Linked DNA regions of Mus musculus: region 1 is linked to region 2. A link is a contact called in ENCODE Hi-C or POLR2A ChIA-PET data. All regions are on one chromosome and are shown on one strand. Each heading gives the region's core, a stretch centred on a gene start or an enhancer-like site at or near the end of the contact. The rest is flanking DNA. Distances are from core to core; before and after follow the strand shown.

The links. A loop is a pair of places that touch in the nucleus more often than their neighbours do. ChIA-PET counts read pairs that join two places held with the same protein, here RNA polymerase II (POLR2A).
Region 1: a loop to region 2 is called in a map of heart, with 2.8 times the contacts of the local background. The contact joins two enhancer-like sites. A Hi-C loop is called at or near these places in 8 of 37 maps with a recorded cell type or tissue (ES-E14, heart, left cerebral cortex and 3 more). POLR2A ChIA-PET finds 5 or more read pairs at or near these places in 4 of 5 experiments (Patski and embryonic stem cell).

The regions. Positions count from the first base shown.
Region 1 is chr14:40,957,090-40,963,222 of GRCm38, reverse strand. All of the region lies in intron 1 of Tspan14 (tetraspanin 14), which reads left to right. Among named protein-coding and RNA genes, the nearest start is that of Tspan14, 6.7 kb to the left of the region's middle. RefSeq lists an enhancer at 3,898-6,133. Within about 2 kb of position 4,527, at least 2 of the 3 ENCODE cell types and tissues checked have a DNase peak (open chromatin) inside an H3K27ac peak, as active enhancers do; they include heart, where a contact is called at or near this core.
Region 2 is chr14:40,920,821-40,927,546 of GRCm38, reverse strand. All of the region lies in intron 2 of Tspan14 (tetraspanin 14), which reads left to right. Among named protein-coding and RNA genes, the nearest start is that of Sh2d4b, 31 kb to the right of the region's middle. Within about 2 kb of position 2,569, at least 2 of the 3 ENCODE cell types and tissues checked have a DNase peak (open chromatin) inside an H3K27ac peak, as active enhancers do; they include heart, where a contact is called at or near this core.

The DNA of each region.
Region 1 (6,133 bases), core at 3,278-5,777, 34 kb before region 2:
CTGCCTCTGCCACTGCTGGCATTAAAGGCATGCACCACTACCAGAGAGCTTGTCTACTGCTTTTTCAAGGCCTCTGTTTTCCCACCTGTGGAATGTCAGGAAGTGTAAAGGACTGTGGCAGCTGCTACCCTTGGCTGGTCACCAGTGCCTAGTATAGGCATGCTTGGTTGTTTGCAGAGTCTTTGGGCTGGTGAAGGCAGCAGCTTGGTTTGCCTTCTCCTGCAGCGTAGCAGTGCTGTCTCTTGACTATGAGTCACTGTGGGGGTCTCATGTCTCCTGGCCGCTCTCCGCCATCCTCCGCCATCCTTGTTTGTATCGGTTCAGACAGAGCGAGTAGTTGCAGTGGCTCAGAACAGGACCTGGCCTCTGGGCAACAGTTGTTGTATCTGCCCACTCAGCGTGAACATGCCTAACCCAGTCTAGCATGCAGATGGGCAGTAAGGAGGCCAGCTTTTGACTGAAGTCTAATTGCTAGCTGTGTAGCCTAGACTGAAGTTGCATATTTTCTCATGTGTGAAGCAGGCAGAGTCAGATCTGCCACAGTTATTTGCCTTGGTTGCTGAGAAGCTGGTCCACACTTCAGGTTTGAGGAACAGGGTCTCAGGCCCCTGGGTCGGGCCTGACACTGTTTGGGGACAGCTGCTATCTTTCTGGCAGTTCCCCGCAAGCGCTTACCAACAGCTGGTTCTGGGAACCCTGGTTCCTCCACCCTTGGGGATTGGGTGGGGTTGGGTGGGATTGGGTGGGGCTGAGCAGGGCTGTGGTTTTTCTCTTTGGAAGGAGTAAGCCTGGTAATCAAGGTTAAGTGGGCCTGGACTGGCTGGAGTTGGCATCGTCACCTCTTAAGACCTATTCTGCTTCGATCTTTAAGCAGCCAGCACCTACATTTATCAGCTGGATAGCTGCCTCTCCTTGGATTCTCTTGTCTTGGTCTGTATACTATGTGGCTAAAGCAGCTGCTGGCAGGCATCCTGGTAGGATTTAGCTCATGGTGGCCAAGACTCTTCAGCACCCCCCCCCCCCCCCCGTTATCTTTCAGGGCTGAGGTGGTAGGTATCATTTGGGAAAGAGCCAGATCAGAGGCTGGTGAACCTTTTCTCTGGTTATGGGTGGATGGGTGGTACCAGCTATTTGGTCTGTGATCATGTATGCTACAGAGCCCGACACACATCAGAAATAGAGGTTTGAGGATTTCATAGCTGTGACATCCAAGAAAAGGTCTTCACAGCATCTAGAAGGAATGAATGTCCCCTGAAATTTCTTTTGTCTGTATCTGAAGTTGGTGTGGGAGGGAAAGGGGCTTAGCATACTCAAGGGAGCCCCAGCAGGGTCTCTCTTAAAGAATCACAGAATAAAGAAAACAGTTTCCTCAGCTTTAGCCCCCCAAACCTGCTGCACCATCAGTGCATCAGTGTGGTAGTACTGAGTCTCAGCATCAGAACTGGACAGTCTCAGTCTTGCTGTGGTAGTACTAAGTGGTAGTACTGTGGTAGTACTGAGGATCAGAACTGGACAGTCTCAGTCTTGCTGTGGTAGTACTGAGTCTCAGCATCAGAACCGGACAGTCTCAGTCTTGCTGTAGGAGTACCGAGTCTCAGCATCAGAACTGGACAGTCTCAGTCTTGCTATGGTAGTACTGAGTCTCAGCATCAGAACTGGACAGTCTCAGTCTTGCTGTGGTAGTACTGAGTCTCAGCATCAGAACTGGACAGTCTCAGTCTTGCTGTGGTAGTACTGAGTCTCAGCATCAGAACTGGACAGTCTCAGTCTTGCTGTGGTAGTACTGAGTCTCAGCATCAGAACCGGACAGTCTCAGTCTTGCTGTAGGAGTACCGAGTCTCAGCATCAGAACTGGACAGTCTCAGTCTTGCTGTGGTAGTACTGAGTCTCAGCATCAGAACTGGACAGTCTCAGTCTTGCTGTGGTAGTACTAAGTGGTAGTACTGTGGTAGTACTGAGGATCAGAACTGGACAGTCTCAGTCTTGCTGTGGTAGTACTGAGTCTCAGCATCAGAACCGGACAGTCTCAGTCTTGCTGTAGGAGTACCGAGTCTCAGCATCAGAACTGGACAGTCTCAGTCTTGCTATGGTAGTACTGAGTCTCAGCATCAGAACTGGACAGTCTCAGTCTTGCTGTGGTAGTACTGAGTCTCAGCATCAGAACTGGACAGTCTCAGTCTTGCTGTGGTAGTACTGAGTCTCAGCATCAGAACTGGACAGTCTCAGTCTTGCTGTGGTAGTACTGAGTCTCAGCATCAGAACCGGACAGTCTCAGTCTTGCTGTAGGAGTACCGAGTCTCAGCATCAGAACTGGACAGTCTCAGTCTTGCTGTGGTAGTACTGAGTCTCAGCATCAGAACTGGACAGTCTCAGTCTTGCTGTGGTAGTACTGAGTCTCAGCATCAGAACTGGACAGTCTCAGTCTTGCTGTGGTAGTACTGAGTCTCAGCATCAGAACTGGACAGTCTCAGTCTTGGTGATGTCCAGCTCTACTCCATCGTGCTGCTTTGCTTTCCTGACTGGTTGGAAATGCCCTCTTCCTGCCCTCTCTGTTTTCTGACCATCCTGTATTCCTGGGCCACGTGGACTCAGCTTTCTGAGGCTGGCAGGAGGTGGCCCACACCTCCTACAGGAGTATCAAGTGTGGGTGGTACTTTCTGGGGAAAGGTAAGAGGCGTCCTGGAAGACAGAGGAACTCTGGTCTTAAAGGAAAAAAAATTAATCTGGCACTTCTTAAGATGTTAAGGCAGAGTATTTAGGACTGTTGCAGCAGGGTTTTTAAGTAGCGGAAAGAGACTGGGCTCAGCTCCAAAATAACAAGAAAAGTAAGAACTTATAGCCACGGAGCACTATGCCCTGATCTTAGAGAATTTCTGAAGGTAGGGACCTTTCTAGCTGAATGGACCTGACAGAATTCTTCCCGAAGGCAAGCCAAGTGGACAGATACTATGTGGGGATAAAGAAGGATAAGGAATTTGATAACATGTTGGCGATAAATTGACTTAGCAGGATTCTTGCTAGACGGGACCTTTACAACTCTTAAGATCAGAGCTAATTGAATGGAAATCTCAGAGGACTTGACTAAAGTCTGGTGAAGGACTAAATCCTCTTCAGTATTCTGTGTTAAGGCTTGTAAGTTTTTACATTGACCCAGGCTCACGGCTGCTCACGTTTGTTTTTCTGGAGTGGCATTTTCTGCTGTGGGTATTCCTCATCTCCAGGACACTGTCAGTAAGGCTTCAGAACTAAAGGAAGGTGGTCGCCATTTCAAGCAACTTTGGCCTTTTTATTTCAGTGTGTACTGGTTCATTGCATCTTAATCTCCTTCCCCTCTGCACACAGGACCTGGTGTCCCTGCAGCTCCCATTTCCAAACTTTGCACTCTTCTATTGGCTGTCAGACCACAGCCACTCTCTTCTCTGAAGTCCTCCACAGCTGCAGCCGAGTTCCTGTCCTGTGCTCTGCCAGTCCCGAGCAAACCATGTCATGTCTGTACAAACCCCCCCCACCACCACCAGCTTAGAAGACTTTATTATTTTGTCTGCTCTGGGTCCATGGAAGGGGTCATATGTGGTCCCATCCATTTCCTGGGCCTAAACAATTAAAAAAAACAAAAAACTGGTCTGCATGTTCTTTCCTTCTTCAAGAGGGAGGTGCCTCTGGCTTTCTGTTTGGCCTCTTTTATTGGTCATCCCTGGTGCAGGTGACCTACTGGTCTGTCAACACCTGAAGCTGTGTCTCAGCCAGCTGTATAGGAGCAAGGCTCCCCTCTGCTTTCAGGAAAACCTGTTGGCTGCAGGTAGGGGCTTACTCACTTCCTCCAGGGGAAGGTCTCATAGCCAGTGTCTGTCCTTGCAGAGGAAGAATAGAGACCATGTCTGTTCTTTGCAGGCATCCTGCCTCCCACAGTCATTGTCTCTTGCTGTCCTCATTGTTTCCTGTGAAATACAAGCAGTGGTGTAAACAGGATAAGTTTGGGGGAGGGGGGGCAGTTGCCAAGAAAAGTCAGTGGTAGTGGAGAGTGTTCATGCCTCAGGGCTCTGGATGGCTGGCGTAGGTATTGTGGTGGTGGCCCCCTCTGAGTTCAAGCAGCCCTGAAGTTTTCCCCTGAGAAGACCAGCATAGTGAAACGGGATATGCCCTGGAGACTCAGAACCTCCCTGGGGTGGGTGACCTTAGAGAAGGGCTGGTCTTGGTCCAGTGAAAGTTTGTGGGGTTCCTGGTAGGACCTGCCTTGACCTTGCACTGGGCCCTGTCAAGGGAACAGGAACTGTTTTTTAGCTGGAAGGTATGCAAGCTCCAAGTGCTGGTGTGGTCCTAGTAGCCTTGAGATCCCATTTGTACTATTGCTTTTGTAAGGCATTTGTTGAACTTTACTGTCTGGAGAGGATCTTAGAGAAAGGGGAACCAAACACACCCTGTCCCTCCCTGCCGGGCACCCTGTTCTCTGGGCCCTAGGCAGTTGTAAGCTTGAGGCCATTACGAAACTGCCAGCTGTATTGTCCCTAGGGCTGAAATGGTCTGCAGGAAGGGTTGAGCTCATGGCCACTCCCTGCTGCTCAGGTCTCTCTCTCAATTCCTTGGCCACCACTGGCTCTAATGGCCATTGTGTTATCCCCTTGCAGCAAGAGAGACTGGGATGGTTTTTATATTATTCCTTGGGGGCAAAGTCATGTGAAGGAGATACATCAGTGCTTTTGAGTGCAGAGTATTTATTGACACACCCATTACAGGGGGGCTTTTAGACAATAAATGTAACCCTTTAGCAAGAACAGGCACATGGATGCAAGTCTCAGCCCTGTGCTGCAGTTTCCCTCTCTTGAAAGGTATATGCAGCTTAGTGGCTAAGGGGTTGAGGTTTTAAGCTGAGATTTTGGAGAAACTGTTTTTAGCTTGTCCTTGGAGCAGGGCCAGGCCTAGAAATCTTTTGGAATAGCTTTCTTTAGCTGCTAAAATGGGGATGGGCTCATAACGCTAAGACTTAGAGCCTTGTTGGCTGCTGGGGAGGCCCCAGGAGAAGTGTTTGCTCATGGCCACTCCCTGCTGCTCAGATCTTTCTCCTAATTCCTTGGCCTCCACTGCCTCTAATCACCATTGTGTTAGCCCCTCGAAGCAAGAGAGGGGCTTCAGCCTTCATTTGGACAGACAGAAAGACAGACAGTCTCTCTCTCTCTTTCTCTCTCTCTCCTTCTCCCTCTCCCCCTCTCTCATTCATCTTCGACCTTGAATTTCTACAGGTGGCCCTTGGTGTGGAAAAGCTTAGTTTTCTTTCTGTCATTATCAAAATATTTTCTTGCTTTTCTTTCATAGGAGAACTTTCTATTGGGGGTTAGGGTGAAGTTATAAGCCGAGCTGAGTGGGCTCAGAGGCCTGTACTGCCCTCCCCTGGCCTCCTTAGTGTCTTCTTCCTCCCCTCCCCCACAACATCTTGTTCTAGGAAGATGCCAGATGCTGCCTAAAGAGAGCTATTCATAAAGTATTTTTCCTCTCCCTCTTTCTCCTCCCCCTTTTCTTTCTTTCTCTCTTTCTCTCTCTCCCTTCCTTCCTTTCTTTTCTTTTTTTTATTCTTTGAGACAGGGTCCTCCTGCATATCCTAGGTTGACGCTGAATTCATCTTTCTGCCTCATATCACCGAAGTATTGAGATTATAGAAGTATATGTAAGTGCACCTGCCTATGGTAACTGTATTTTTGGTACCTCTAGCCACAAACTTTAGACATTTTAAATATATTGAATTAAGTTTAACTTTTTGTCATTAAAAAAAAAATAGATAAAATCCACAGAAGAAATAGAAACCTATACTTGTAACCTCTTCAGACGCACTCCCCAAGCCCAAAGCCTCCATCATCCGGTGTTCAGAGCATAGTGAAGTGTGGCTGGAGAGCCCACGCACAGCCCACCCCCATGCGTGTGCTTTTTCCTGAGTACATACGAGGTGGCTAGTGTGGAGGTGAAGTACTGAGGCGATCATCAGGAACAAAGCATGGCTGTTTTAATTCCAAGAGGAAGAGGAGTTTCTGAGGCTTGATGCTAGGGCCATCTTCTATTTTTGCATTGAGAGTTGCCCGGGGGAGGAGGGGGGGTGGCTGCGTGATGCTTTCTGTCCTCTTCTGCTAGTCACTCAGCTTGTACC
Region 2 (6,726 bases), core at 1,320-3,819:
TTGTGTTTTTGTAGAAACTTGTACTTGAGATATTAGGTTGTTTCAGCTTTTCTTTCTTCCAGATAAGGTTGTAGAGACTAGGTTTATGTAATACAGATTCTTCCCTGTAGGAAAGGGAGGGAAGTTATTGCCGGAATGGAGTCCCAGGAGTGAGATTAAGTGGGTCAGAAGGTGTGTACATTGATTTGACCTGGCTGACACACTTAACAGTCAAAATCACTTTTCCAGAAGAGCTGCCCCAGTACACAGGAAGTGAGCTGCCTTATCTCTTGGCATAGGTAGGGGTGTATATATTCTCAGTCTCAGTCTTGCCAAGGCTGAGGGCAGAGGGCAAAGACTGCCCTAGTCAGGGACTTCCCTAGAACTAAGGTGTGGAGTATTGACTTCCACCAGCCTCAGCCATGTGTGAAGCTCAAACTGCTAGGGAATTTATGGAAGAAGGTTGTCCTAGGAGCATGGAGGCTAGTGCACAGTACGGGGGTTGTTACATAGCCACAGGGTTCATGCAAGTCCCCTCCCCCTCTGTGTGTGTGTGTGTGTGTGTGTGTGTGTGTGTGTGTGTGTGTGTGTGTGTGGGTGTGTGTGGGTGTGGGTGTGGGTGTGGGTGGGTGCACGTGTGTGCATGTGGCTCACTGGTGTAGTAACTGTTAGAGGCCTGCCTGCTGTGTGGAGTTCCTCACTTCCATCTTGTTCACTGTGTTTTTTTCTTATTTATTTCTTCTTCAGAAATCCCCTTTAAAAATTCTGTTGAGGGTCTGGGAGAGGGCTCAGTGAATAAGTCACACTATTGCCAAAGTGAGGGCTGGAATTCAGATCCCCGGAATCCACACAAAAACTGGGCGGGTGCTCAGAAGGCGGGTCCCTGGGTCTAGGAGACCCTGGCTCAGTAAATAAAGTGAAGAACAAGGAAGGCATCCAGGACAACTAATGCCCTCTGCACATGTACTTCTTTCTGGCTCAGTCTTAGGGTTGGTTCATCCCCTGCCCTCGTCCCCCTTCCTATTCCTATTCCAGGTCATGGTATGTGTTCTCTTGCCACCACACACCCTTGTCGTGAAGCCTTTTTATTCTGTCTCATGAGCCCCTTCTGGATCCCTGGTCTCAATCCACAATGATTTCTAATATTGGCTGAGCAGTTTGTACTCCCACCAACATTGTATAAGGGCCCCTAAGCACTTAGCTTTCTTCATACTGGCCATTCTGACCAGGGAGACATGTAGTCTCAGAGTAGTTTTAATTTGTACCTCCCCGATGTCTGGGGATGTTGAACACTCAAAAAACATGTATTTCCTGAGGGGAAAGAGGCAGGTGTGTTAATGCACACCTTTAACCCCGGTACTAAGGAGTCAGACGCTGATAGATTTCTTGAGTTTGAGGCCAGAGTGAATTACATGGCAAATTCTAGGCCAGCCAGAGCTACCTGGTCAGACCCTGTGTTCTGTTCATTCAGTTCATTGGTCTGTTTATTGATTGACACTTTGGGTACTTTTTTTTTTGTATTTAATGTTTTTTGCAATTCTATATATTATAAACCCCTTAGTCTAATGTAGCTGGCAAAGTTTTTTTTTTCCCATTTTGTAGTAGGCTGTCTATTCACTCAAGTTGGGGTGTGTGTGTGTGTGTGTGTGTGTGTGTGTGTGAGAGAGAGAGAGAGAGAGAGAGAGATTTTGTCATTTCTTGAGCCTATTTTTTTGTGCTATTACAGTTCTACCCAGAAGATTTTTGCCTGTACTTGTATCCTGCAGCGCTCTCTGTGTGTTTCCCTTCCTCAGCATGAACTGTGTTTTATGCAAGGAGAGATGGATTTCACTACGTATCTCTGGCTGTCCTGGAACTCTGTAACCAGGCTGGTGTCGGAGTCACGGAGATCCCCCTGCCTCTGCCTCCTGAGCACCCTTGCTTCTTTCCTCTTCTCACTTAGGTTTTCCTCTGAATTCCTGCAGTGTATGTGGTGTCTGTCAGTCAGAGAATGTGGTGTCAGTCATTATATTCGATGTCAGTATATTTGGTGTTTGTCTTCAAGTCTTTGCTAATTCTGTCTTTGCTCTTGTCCCTTTGTCCCCTGTTTATTTCTGTCACCTTATTACGGGTCCCTTTTTTCTTTCAGTACTTTTTACCTGGAGTCCAGGTAGTTATTCGTGAACATATTCTTCTCTAATAGTATGATGTTCTAACATACTTTATTAAGGGCATGTGTCATGAATTATACTCAGTTGTCAGCTGTTAAGAACTGCTAAAACAGCTAGGCTGTAGTGACTCACGCCTTTAATCCCAGCCCTCAGGAGGCAGAGGCAGGCAGATCTCTTGAGTTGTGGCCAGCAAGGTCTACATTGAGTTCCAGGACAGCCAGGGATACAGAGAGAGAAACCCTGTCTTCAACCCCCCTCCCCTCCCCCCCCCCCAAAAAAATACCCTGCTAAAATAATACAAAAACATATCAAAATTACAGATACCCAGAATTTATGTGACTACACTAAAGGAAATCCTGTCCTCCATCTCTAGGTCCAGATGGTTTTAGTGTGATAGTGTCATGCTGGGCTTGGCTGCCTGGGGCCTTTAGGTCAGACCTGGCTCTGCTTGTTTTGAGCATAATTTTCACTGGAAGGAAGCCACATCCATCATCTGGCTCCTCCCATCATTCACCGCTAGTGGAACGGTTGCAGCAGAGTTCACAGAACGTACGACACTGAGAGTGTTTACTGTCTGGCCCTGGTTTAGTAACCTGGATTTCTCATTTTAATCATGTGTACTGGAATAGTGAAGGCAGAGACTGCCATGCTGGGGCGCTACCTCAGCCTCCCTTGGATGACTCTTCCTCCACTGTCATTCCTGGACTTCAGGTTACTGGGTCAAGCTCCAGTTATCACTGACACTGTGGAGCAGCCCTTGCCCTTCTTCTGGGCCTTTTGCTGGGTCCCCTGCATGGCTGCCGAGGGCACATCTGCTTCTTGTTCACAGCAGCCACCCATCCGGAGAGAGGAAAAGCTGGTGTGTGATAGCTTTGTGACCCTGGGCATGGTGCCTCCTGCCTTGGGCCCCATTTCCCCCATAATGAGGAAGCTGAGGAAGCTGGCCCTCGCCTCCCCTCTGGTTCTCAGACCTTTCAAACTTCCTTTGAGGGGCAGGTTTTTTCACAGTTTTAAAATCGCGTGTTTGTTAGTACTGATTGTGTGTATGCATATTTGTGTGTGTGTGTGTGTTTGCATGTTCCATGCTGTGCATGTTCCATGCTGTGCATGTGGAGATAGAGGGTAACTTTGCCGCTCTGAGGGTCCCTCGTTTCTTAATGGGCAGGGCTGTAAACCCCATTAGATACACTGTGATTCAACATTCAGCCCTCTGGGTGGAATTTCAAAGTCAACTTGCGTTTAGGGCAGCATTTTCAGCCTATGGGTTACAACCTTTTTGGGGCCGAACGACCCTTTTAGGGGTCGCCTAAGACCATCAGAAAATACAGGTATTTACATTATGATTTATTAACAGTAGCAAAATTATAGTTATGAAGTAGCAGTGGAATAATTTTATGGTTGAAGGTCCCCACAACATGAGGAGCTGTATGAAAGGGTTACAGCATTAAGAAGGTTGAGAATCCCTGGTTTAGGATCTGTGTCTTCTGGAGGCCAATCTGACCCCAAGTTTAGTTGAATCATTGGCATCTGAAAGTCTAAAGTATCTCTGGTGTTCTGTGAGCCCACACACCTTGGGATTTTCTGTTCTGGTGTATGCCAGGACCATGGTTTTGCATCCTACCTGGCAGGACTTAGGTGGCAAAGCATAGCCAGCAGAGGTACTTGACTGTCAGATGGAGCTACAGAGGCGGATGGATGGCTACTCAGCGACCTGAGATGTGTGAAGAACAAACTGGATAGTATAATTTCTTCTGGCCCTTGCTCTCTCTGGCTTTCTGTTCCTGTTCTTCCTGGCTTCTCTTCCTGAATACCACATCTCTGTTTTCCCCAGAGGCAGAAACTGAGCCTCTAGACCAGGGACCTTTTCTTAGGACACTAGTCTGGGAGCTGGGTAAGGCTGTAATAGTTACTTTCTCCATGCTGGGGTAAAATATCTGACAAAAGCAACTCAAGAAGTGAGTTTTTTTTTGGCTCATGGTTTGAGTGTATCATGGTGGTGGCAGGAGCATTAGGTGGCTGGTCACAGTCAGGAAGAAAAGAGAGATGAGTGTTGATTGATATTCCACCCATTTCACTTTATTTTTCATTCCATCCAGGACCTCTGTGAGGAACTATGGTTTTACAACCTCAGGTAAACCTCTTTGGAAATACATGTGTCTTCAGTTGATTCTAAATCATGCAGTTGGAGATGAAGATTAACAGTTACTGGGGACATACAAAATCTTCAGGGCAGCACATGCAGCTATTTGAGGAGTCACTCCAGTGACACTTCAGGCCTCAGTTCTGTACACAGGACAGCAGGGCTCCCTCTGTGTAAGCAAATTCTGTTAGAGTCTTTCACCAGCCCTTTCAGCCTGTTAGAAGGGAGGTCTCTGTTGTATGGAGGAAAGCCTAGGCGCAGGGAAGGTCCACTTGATAAAATGTTGCAGAATGAACCCTGGGATGCTGACCTGTGCTGTGTATTTATTTACTACTATTCTGGACTGCATGGTGTTTCAGTGAGTTCCTTTCTGCTTATCTCTGAGATATCTCTAAGGAGGCCCTGGTCATCAGCCCGAGTTAGTGAAGAGATTGACTGAGAACCACAGGTCAGGAGCCCAAAGCCTCAAAATGTTGCCTGACTACTGATGGAAAGACAAGATGTCTGGCGTCTACAAGAGTTTCCTACGCACTTAGAGTTAATGCAAAGGGGCAAGGCCTTTGGGTCCTGGGTGGCTGCTCCTGACCTGCTTGACATTTGGAACTTTCTCCTCCTTCTCTCCAGCAAGACTTAGACACTTTTATTGAGATTTGAGCCTCCTTAGCTAAAGTGCAGGAGGATTCTTGTGGCTTCCAGGATAAGGCAAACCTGTACCAGCTTAGGAAGCCCCACTATGACCTCTTTGTTTTTGGAAGGTGTCCTATTCTTGATCATCAACTTGACTATGCCTGGAATTAACCCAAGCTGTTGGGTATGTACACCTGTAGGGGATTTTTCTTAATTAAATCATTTCAAGTGGGAAGACTCACGTTTAATGTGGATCTTCTGAGGTGGAAAGATAACATCTTTAATCTGGGCTACACCTTCTGCTGACGGCCTGTATAAGGGCCTGGAAGATAGAAGCTTTCGTTCGCTCTTTGCTTGCTTGCTTGCTTGCTCTTGCTGACCAGCCCATTGCTTCACCCACTGACATCAGAGCCTACTTCTTTGGGATTCCTACATATACTGAAAGCAGCTGAAACATCCAGCCTTGTGGGCTGAGCAACTACTAGATTCATGGACCTTCTTTAGGTAGGCAGCTATTGGTAGACTAGCTGGACCACAGCCTATAGGGCATTCTGATAAATTCTCTTTATATATTCACTCATTCTATCCATTTCATTTCTCTACAGATGCTAATACAGAGGGGGTTGTTGTTGTGTGTGTCTGGGGCCTTCTAGATCAATTAACTCTAGGGAAGGTAGCCCAGAGAGTTTTACTTAATAAACCAGGCCCTGGAACTCCTTGAATTTTATTGGGAGCTTCTTTAACCCATTGTCCCAGTGGGACCTCCTTCTCCTGTAATTGCTCCTGAATCTCTACAAAGACTCAGAGATCCTTCTGCTCTGGTTGGGATGTAGACTCTTAGAATGCGCATTCTTAACATCTGGTTGTATAAGGTAGTTGTCTGAGAATTGTGCAGCCTAGAAACTCCTCTGTGGAATCCTTCACTGGGTCTTCTGTAGATGTTTTCTCAGGTATGGGACTCAGAATGCTGCTTGCTCTTCTGGCCCAGCACCCTGTAGGTAGTGAGATAATGTGTTGTCAGGGGTACAGCTACCCAGATGGGGTTCGTAAGTCTGTCACCAGCTAGCTGTGTGACCTTGGACAAATGTTTCTACATTTGTTCTACATCTGTGTGGGAGTTCTGGGGAGGAAGAGTCATCCACTCCTGGAGCTGCTATGTGTTTCCAGGGGCAGGTTACTTCCTTGTCTGGTCCTTTCTCAGGGTCCTTGACCATAATTGGTCTCCAGAGTTCCTGCCTTGGGCAATATTCAGTGACTTCTGCTCTGACTTGTGGCTGTAAAGTTCCTATCTTTCTGGTATGAGTTAACTTCACTTCTTCCTTTAAGACAGTGAGAGAAGATGTATTCTTATTCTTAGTCAGTGTAAGAGAAAACATTGTTGTATGGCTGTGACTGATACAGCAAGGAATCTCCTATAGGTCTTGAGGATGTGTGTGTGTGCGTGTGTGTGTGTGTGTATGTGTGTGTGTGTGTATGTGTGTGAGACATGAATGGAAGCCTGCCTGCATTTGCACAGCTTGGTATATATGCTTTGGCAGAGCAAACATCTTTCTCTTTGTTACCCCAGGGCAACACCTTTAATCCCAGCACTCAGGAGGCTGAGGCAGGAGTATCTCTGTCAGTTCAAGGCCAGCCTGCTCCACATAGCAAGGTTCAGTACAGCCAGGGTTACATAGAGAGAATATGTCACAAATGAACAAACAATACAACTCAGCGTGGGCTCACTAACACTTAAGTATATGTGGCATTAAGGCTGCTTTAATGTAGTGAAAAAATAAATGGGAATCTGTGGGAACCAGTGGGGAGGAGGGGGTAGGGGTTCTAGTGTCA